Linked DNA regions of Homo sapiens: region 1 is linked to region 2. Evidence: chromatin loops called from intact Hi-C (ENCODE). Cell type or tissue: right lobe of liver. All regions are shown on one strand. Each heading gives the region's core, and the rest is flanking DNA. Links, peaks and the distances in the headings are about the cores only. Region 1 overlaps CCDC200 (coiled-coil domain containing 200). Region 2 overlaps IFI35 (interferon induced protein 35).

What was found. Peaks named below come from ENCODE experiments on the same cell type or tissue, not always from the same donor. Only the 100,000 strongest peaks of a DNase experiment are listed, where the experiment ranks them.
Region 1: a loop joins it to region 2, with 4 times the contacts of the local background. A loop is called at or near these places in 19 of 110 quality-filtered maps.

What each region holds. Positions count from the first base shown.
Region 1 is chr17:43,223,218-43,227,604 of GRCh38, reverse strand. It overlaps CCDC200 (coiled-coil domain containing 200), which reads left to right. Exons shown (of 4, transcript NM_001363254.2): 2 at 3,056-3,371; 3 at 3,991-4,049. Among named protein-coding and RNA genes, the nearest start is that of CCDC200, 3.2 kb to the left of the region's middle. RefSeq lists a silencer at 163-352. In right lobe of liver, for the core only: no CTCF peak of the experiment used is centred there; no DNase peak of the experiment used is centred there.
Region 2 is chr17:43,009,206-43,013,592 of GRCh38, reverse strand. IFI35 (interferon induced protein 35) reads right to left here. Exons shown (of 7, transcript NM_001330230.2): 2 at 1,316-1,414; 3 at 399-546; 4 at 220-326; 5 at 1-117. Among named protein-coding and RNA genes, the nearest start is that of IFI35, 4.6 kb to the right of the region's middle. In right lobe of liver, for the core only: no CTCF peak of the experiment used is centred there; a DNase peak (open chromatin) is centred at 2,592; H3K27ac peaks cover 1,271 bases.

The DNA.
Region 1 (4,387 bases), core at 117-4,116, 210 kb before region 2:
ACTGAGGCATGAGAATCACTTGAATCAGTGAGGTGGAGGTTGCAGTGAGCCAAGATAGTGCCACTGCACTCTGACCTGAGTGACAGAGTGAGACTCTGTCTCAAAAAAAAAATTAAAAACTTTATTTGATTTTATTATTGTAATACAGACAGGGTCTCACTATGTTGCCCTGGCTGGTCTGGAACTCCTGGACTCAAGCAATCCTCCCACCTCAGCCTCCCAAAATGTTGACAAGTGTGAACCACCATGCCTGGCCTTTAATTAATTAATTCACTTATTTATTTTATTTTTTTTTTGAGATGGAGTCTTGCTCCAGTCTTGCTCCCAGCCGGGCACAGTGGCTCACACCTGTAATCCCAGCACTTTGGGAGGCCAAGGCAGGTGGATCACCTGTGGTCAGGAGTTCGAGACCAGCCTGACCAACATGGTGAAACCCCATCTCTACTAAAAATACAAAAATCAGCCGGGCGTGGTGGCGCGCACCTGTAATCCCAGCTACTCGGGAGGCTGAGGTAGGGGAATCGCCTGAACCTGGGAGGTGGAGGTTGCAGTGAGCCAAGATCGCGCCGTTGCACTCCAGCCTGGGTGACAAGAGCAAAAATCCATCTTAAAAAACAACAACAACAACAACAAAAATATAAATATTTTAAAACAACATACATACTGGAAAAATTTTAAGCATGTTTGGGACAATTTGGATATGTACATCTACTTTTTCAACTGTAAATTTATGAAATCTAAATCAATGAAATATTTTTGATGAAAATTTAGTGTCCAAATTAAGATGTGCTGTTGTTTCAAATTCAAGCTAGGTTTTGAAGACTTAGTATGAAAACAAAGAATATAAAATACTTCACTGATATGTTCATATTGATGTTTTGGATGCATGGGGTTAAGTAAAATATATTATTAGGCTGGGTGCAGTGGCTCACGCCTGTAATCCCAGCTCTTTGGGAGCCAAGGCGGGCTGATCCTTTGAGCCCAGGAGTTTCAGACCAGCCTGGTATCATGGTGAAATCCGTCTCTAAAACAAATAGAAAAATTAGCCAGGCATGGTAGTGTGCACCCATAGTCCCAGCTACTCGGGAGGCTGCAGTGGGAGAATCACTTGAGCCTGGGAGGTCAAGGGCTACGGTAAGCCTTGTGATCACGCCACTATATTCCAGCCTGCGAGACAAAGTGAGACCCTGTTGCACACAAAAAAATAAATAAATACAAGTAATTAAAATTAGTTTCACTTGTTTTTTCTTCTTCTTCTTTTTTTGAGACAAGGTCTTCCTCTGTCACCAAACCTGGAGTGTGACGGCCCATTCATAGCTCACTGCAGCCTTGATCTCCTGGGCTCAAGCCATCCTCCAGCCTCAGCCTCCTGAGTAGCTGGGACTACAGGCATGCACCACCATGCCTAGCTAATTTTTTGTAAAGACCAGGTCTCACTATGTTGCCCAGGCTGGCCTCAAACTCCTAGCTTCAAACAATCCTCCTGTCTCAGTGCCACAAAGCGTGGATTACAGGCATGTGCCACTGTGCCTGGCCCTATTTCTTCTTCTATGTGGCTATTAGAAAATTTAGTGGCTGGATGCAGTGGCTCACGCCTGTCATCCCAGCACTTTGGGAGGCCGAGGCGGGTGGATCACAAGGTCAGGAGTTCGAGACCATCCTGGCCAACATGGTGAAACCCCGCCTCTACTAAAAATACAAAAATTAGCTTGGCGTGGTGGCACATGCCTATAATCCCAGCTACTCAGGAGGCTGAGGCAGGAGAATCGCTTGAACTCAGGAAGCAGAGGTTGCAATGAGCCAAGATCAGGCCATTGCACTCCAGCCTGGGGGACAGAACGAGACTCTGTCTCAAACAAAAAAAAAAAAGAAAAAAAGAAAGAGAATTTAAAATTACACATGTAGCATGCAATATATATATATACTTTTTTTTTTTTTTTTTTAGACGGAGTCTCATTCTGTCGCCCAGGCTGGAGTGCAGTGGCATGATCCTGGCTCACTGCAACCTCCGCCTCCTGGGTTTAAGCAATTCTCCTGCCTCAGCCTCCTGAGTAGCTGGGATTACAGGTGCCTGCCACCAAGCCCAACTAATTTTTGTATTTTTAGTAGAGACGGGGTTTCACCATGTTGGTCAGGCTGGTCTCGAACTCCTGACCTCGTGATCCGCCCGCCTCGGCTTCCCAAAGTGCTGGGATGACAGGCGTGAGCCACCGCGTCCGGCCCAGCATGAATTATATTTTTATTTGACACTGCTATTTCAAAGCACTTGTAAGGTTTAGAAGCACCCTTGGGCTATTAAAAAAATCACTTTGGGAGGCTGAGGTGGGAGGATCGCTTGAGGCTAGGAGTTCCAAACCAACCTAGGCAACATAGGGGGACCCTGTCTCTACAGAAAATTTAAAAATTAGCAAGGCATGGTGGCACATGCATTTAGTCCAAGCTGCTCAGGAGGCTGAGGTGGAAGGATCGCTTGAGCCTGGGAGGTTGGGGCAGCAGTGAGCCAAGATTGCACCACTTACTGCACTCCAGCCTGGGCAACATAATGAGTCCCTGTCTCTATTAAAAAAAAAAAATTAACCGGGCATGGTGGTGTGCACCTGTAGTCCTAGCTACTTGCGAAGCTGAGGCAGGAGAATCACTTGAGCCCAGTAGTTCCAGATTACAGTGAGTCATAAAAGTGCTACTGCACTCCAGCCTGGGTGACAGAGTGGGAACCTATCTCTAAAAAACAAAACACAAGACATTTGCAGGGAATTACTCTTTATCCTCCAGCACTAAAAACTGCTTTCAGTGCTGAGCTCTCAAGTGAGGAAGCAGGTGCTCAGAGAGAGTGCTATTTCCTGGGCTGGGGCTGTGCCACCCAGAAATCGTTCTTGGGTGTCACAGTGGGTGAGGCAGACAGCGTAGGCCCAATTTCAGCCTCCAGCTCTAGGGAACAGAGACCACTGCCACCTATACTTCTCTACTCACTTGCCTTGTTCCCTGAAGTTTCTCTGGCAGATGGGTGATTGGGTGGGGAGAGGATGATGCCACTTGCCCGGGGGCTTCTTGCCAGGAACTGAAGAATCACCAGGAGGAAGAACAACAATCGGAGGAAAAACTCCAGCCACATAAGAAGTTAAATGTGCCGCAACCACCAGTGGCGAAATTGTGGACATCACAGGAGCAACCACAGCCATCACAGCAGCAGCCATCAGTGCAGCCACCATCACAGCCACCACCACAGCCATCAACATTGCCACAGGCACAGGTGTGGCCAGGGCCACAGCCACCACAACCACAGCCACCACCTCAGCCAACACAACCAAGTGCTCAAGCCCGTTGTACTCAGCACACCTCCAAATGCAATCTCCAGGATTCCCAAAGGCCAGGTCACCAGCCTACTTCAGCGGGGATCTACTAAGCTGGAGGGCAATCTCTGTATCAACAACAGATTCCAGGGTGGGCAGAAAATCCTTACAGACTCTGGACTGGAGCCTGGGAGTGGGAGGTGGTAAGGAGAGGAGCCCTTTGCTTCCATCCCGGCCCTGTAGTGTAGAATCCATATCTACCACCCTACCCTCTCTGACTCTCCCAAGTACCCTCGGCCTTTAATGCCTTGCTGGTCAACTCCCCCTGGGTGGGTTAATGCCAACCTACGGCTGCAAAGGAGCCTTCCAACTTCTGCAGAGAGTGGTTGAGAAGCTGTCGGCCCTTCTTCCAGAGTAAGCGTGACAGAGGAGGTGGGGGTGATCAGAGGGTGGGACATGAGTTGTAGGCTTATTAACAGATATACTGAGCCCCGTGAGGTCTGGAACAGGGAACCACAGCACAGCTTCCTAGTTGAGAATCTTCAGGAAGGGCTCAGTCTGTGCCCTGTCCCAGGTAGGAGCCTGTCCTCACTGCACCCCCATCACCCCCTGGGTCACCAGACACAAGCACTCCAGGCTTGCAGTATTCCATCCTTGGAAAACTGCTGGATGAGTAACCTGTACTTTGTTTCATCATCAGGTCTCATGAACCCATGCCAATCTAGCCCCATCAGAAACACTGGGTATTCACAACTCAAGGTAAGATAGGGACACAGACTGTGAAAGACAGACTCTGGGTGACAGAAAGAAAGAGAGAGAGAGAGAGAGAGTGTGAGTGTGTGTGTGTGTGTGTGTAGTCCAGAGAAACCTCCTTAGCAGGAGTAAGGGGAGGAGACTAGAATTATTTCAAATTACTTCTGGATGGTCTATTCCTCTATTCTTTGCCACCATTAAAAATGTTTGGGTAGGAAGCTGGGTGCAGTAGTCTTGGCTACTTGGGAAGCTGAGGCAGGAGTATTGCTTGAGCCCAGGAGTTCAGGTTCAGACATCTCCAAAAAAAAAAAAAAATTGAAAAAAATTGAAAAAAATTGAAAAAA
Region 2 (4,387 bases), core at 230-4,229:
GTTCCTAGTCTTGCCAAAGAAGATCTCTAGCTTGTCCAGCAGCTCCTCCTCACTCAGCCTGAGGCTGGCAGGAAATCCAGTGACCAACACCCTCCGGCCACTCAACTGGCTGGACATCTAGGGGGAGACAGCAAGGGGTGGTCCCAGACACAGCTCCACTTCCCCATGCCCAGGTGCATGGCATGCTTTGCATGCCCCAGGATTCTGTCATACCATCACCTGGATGGTGGTGACCATGGGCAGCTCCAAGGGCTGGACCTGCACCCGCAGCCGGCACTCCTCCATGTTGATCGTGTGCTCCTTTTGTTGCAGCACCTGCTCAGCCACTGGGTGGTGGGAAACAGGGTCAGTACTGGGAACCCTCCCCACCTCCCTCCTGAGGCTCCCCATGAGCTTACCTTTGGGGTCATCAAAGGTGATCAGAGCAGAGCCCGCAAGCAGAGGGCAGTGGATCCGCAAATTGGAAACTAAAGACTTAGGCACTTCCGGGTCCTGCTGGGTGTGTCCTCGGAATACCAGGGGGATCTTGGGCACTGAAAATGGGACCTGGAAGTAGGGGAGGGGAGTAGGAGTGTTCCTCACTCCCACCTAGGAGGAAGGCATCTCCGATTCCATTCCATTGATGCTGAGTGCCGGAGATAAATACATTTACTGAAAGAAAAGCTGGATAAATGAGTGGATGAATGCAGGTCTGGTCCATACAGGGCAATTTACATACAACATCTTAATTTGTCCTGGGAGGTGGGTAGCTCTACTTTACAGATGTTCAAGTAACATAATGGAGGTCACACAGCAAGGAAGTAGCAGAGCCAGGAATAAAACCGAGAACTCCCCAGCTCTTTTTTGTGTTTCTTTGTTTTAAAGGGAGTCTTGCTCTGTCACCCAGCTGGAGTGTAGTGGCATGATCTTGGCTCACTGCAACCTCCACTTCCCAGGTTCAAGCAATTCGGACTCAGCCTCCCAAGTAGCTGGGATTACAGGCATGTGCCACCAAACCCAGCTAATTTTTGTATTTTTAGTAGAGACGGGGTTTCACCCTGTTGGCCAGGCTGGTCTCAAACTGACCTCAGGTGATCCACCAGCCTCGGCCTCCCAAAGTGCTGGGATTACAGGCGTGAGCCACTGCGCCCGGCCTAATTTTTGTATTTTTAGTAGAGATGGGATTTCACTGTGTTGGCCAGGCTGGTCTCAAACTCCTGACCTGAGGTGATCAGGCCCCCTTGGCCTACCAAAGTGCTGGGTTTACAGGTGTGAGCCACCGCACCCGGCCTCGCCAGCTCGTTTTTACCAAACAACACCAGATCTCCCACCTTACCTTGTCTTTGGGGGAGTCCCCGAGCTCCTTTCTCAGCTGCTGCAGGTCCCACAGCCTCATCTTGAGTCTGGCCTGCTCCTCCTGAAGGGCGTGGAGGGCCTGTTGGGGCAGAAGGAAACAACAAGACTTCTACCCGCCCTTCCAGAGAATCAACAAGCCCAGGGGAAGTGGGGCCTATTCTGGACGCTCCAAAAGCAGAGTTGATGCTAAGCTCAAGAACAACCCAACCCCTTTGTGCTGCCCTGGGCTGGTCTTGGCCCCCTCCACCCAGGGCTTGGCTGGCCTCATCTCAGCTGCTCTTGAAAGGGCAGGAGCCTTTGCAGCGTCCATGACTTGTTCGTGACCACAGATCTAGAGTTCAACAAACACTGATTAAGCTCCTGCTAGAAAGTGCTCGGCACTGACACAGGCAGTGGAAGATAAGGGTACGACCCTCAGGCCTGCCAAACAGTGCTCAAGAGTACATGATCACATGACTGACTGTGAAGGGCAGCCGGAATTTGGAAGAGGGACAATCCCAAAGGGGTTAACCCAATTAGGGACACCTCCAAGAGGAGGGGAGACTAGTTGCAAAATGTCATACAGTCATATTCTTAACTAACGTTTACTAAGTACTTACTATATGCCAGGCACTGTGCTAAGCCCGTCTGATGAATTATTTCATTCAATTCTTAGAACAACAGGGTATCTAAGATAGATATCCTGTGATCCTTATTTTATTGATTTATTTTTTTAATTTTTATTTATTTATTTATTTTTGAGACAGAGTCTTGCTCTGTCTCCCAGGCTGGGGTGCAGTGGCGCGATCTTGGCTCACTGCAGCCTCCACCTCCCAGGATCAAGTAATTCTCCTGCCTCAGCCTCCCAAGTAGCTGGGATTACAGGCACCCACCACCACACCTGGCTCATTTTTGTATTTTTAGTAGAAACAGGTTTTCACCATGTTGGCCAGGTTGGTCTCAAACTCCTGACCTCAGATGATCTGCCCGCCTCGGCCTCCTAAAGTGCTAGGATTACAGGTGTAAGCCACAATGCCTGGCCAATCCTTATTTTATAGATGAGGAAATTAAAGCTCAGAGAGGTTAAATGACTTGCCCAAAGTCATTTGGCCCTAGGCTGTCTGACTCCAGAGCCCACCCACTAACCTGTGCTTTACAGTGAAGAAATGAAGCCCAGAGTGGGGAGGTAGTTTACCCATCAATTCTAGCTTGTCCCTGGACTGTCACACTTTCCACTGTACACCAAGTAACCTTTTAGGCTGGGTGTGATCTGGAATGGGTCCAGAGAGAGAACTGACATCACAGGCAGGGAAGTGACACCAGGGATACCAATAAATGCACCTTTGTTTGTGGAATAGAGCAGAGTTCACCCTGTGGTTAGGAATCCTGATAAAGAAGTTCAGCTCAGAGAAGCATGAGATCTCTTGGAAAGATAGGACTCTGTTCTGACCATCTCTGTATTCCTTGTGTCCAGCAAGATCTCCGGCACAAAATATGTGTCCGGTAAAACTGTGTTGAATGAAGAAATGAAGTGAATGAATGACGGTAAAGGAGCACATTACAGAGGACACCAAAGAAATTCAGTGTGAGTTTGTTCTATTTTTAGCAGAAGAATACTAGAGCTTGACCAAATTATGCTGGTTTATGAATAGTGAAAAAGATCATTAGTTATTCATATTTCTGTAACTCAGAGAGTGCTAACACAGTGCCTTTAAGGGCCAGTTGGATGACATTAATGAGTTAATAGAGCCATGTAGGATAACAGAGAGTGGTGGGGACTCTGACGCACTGGGAAGAGCATGTCCTTTCTAAAGTAAACTGCTTCTAGCCATAACAAAGTTTCCCCCCACAGCAAATCTACCCATGTTTTTGTTTTGTTTTGTTTTTTGAGACAAAGTCTCAATGCCACCCAGGCTGGAGTGCAATTGCTCCATTATGGCTCACTGCAGCCTCGACCTCCTGGAATCAATCAATCCTCTCATCTCAGCCTCCTGAGTACAGGCGTGTGCCATCATGCCAGCTATTTTTTTTTTTTCTTCTTTTTGGGACGGAGTCTCACCCTGTCGCCCAGGCTGGAGTGCAGTGGCGCGATCTCTGCTCACTGCAAGCTTCGCCTCCCAGTTCACTTCATTCTCCTGCCTCAGCCTCCCGATTAGCTGGGACTACAGGTGCCCGCCACCACGCCTGGCTAATTTTTTTGTATTTTTAGTAGAGACGGGGTTTCACCGTGTTAGCCAGGATGGTCTCGATCTCCTGACTTCATGATCTGCCCGTCTTAGCCTCCCAAAGTGCTGGGATTACAGGTGTGAGACACCGCGCCCAGCCCTCTATTTTTTTTTCTTTTCTGAGACGGAGTCTCCCTCTGTTGCCTAGGCTGGAGTGCAGTGGCGCAATATCGGCTCGCTGCAAACTCCACCTCCCGGATTCAACAGATTCTCCTGCCTCAGCCTCCCAAGTAGCTGGGATTACAGGCACCTGCCACCACTCCTGGCTAATTTTTTTTATTTTTTATTTATTTATTTATTTTGAGACAGAGTCTCGCTCTGTCGCCAGGCTGGAATGCAGTGGCAGGATCTCGGCTCACTGCGACCTCTGACTCCCGGGTTCAAGCGATTCTCCTGCCTCAGCCTCCCGAGTAGCTGGGACTACAGGCACGCACCACCATGCCCAGCTAATTTTTGTATTTTTAGTAGAGATGGGGTTTCACCATGTTGGCCAGGATGGTCTCAATCTCTTGACCTCGTGATCCACCCACCTCGGCCTCCCAAAGTGCTGGGATTACAGGAGTGAGCCACCGTGCCCGGCTCTAATTTTTTATTTTTAGTAGAGATGGGGTTTCACCATGTTGGCCAGGCTGGTCTCAAACTTCCCACCTGAAGTGATCTGCCCAACTCAGCCTCACAAAGTGCTGGGATTACAGGCAGGAGCCACGGACCCAGGCCCCCTAATCTTCCCATTTTTAATAGAAATAAAAAATCTGGGCAGGTTGTTGTGGCACATGCCTGTAATCCCAGCACTTTGGGAGGCCAAGGGAGGCAGATCGCTTGAGCCCAGGAGTCTGAGACCAGCCTGG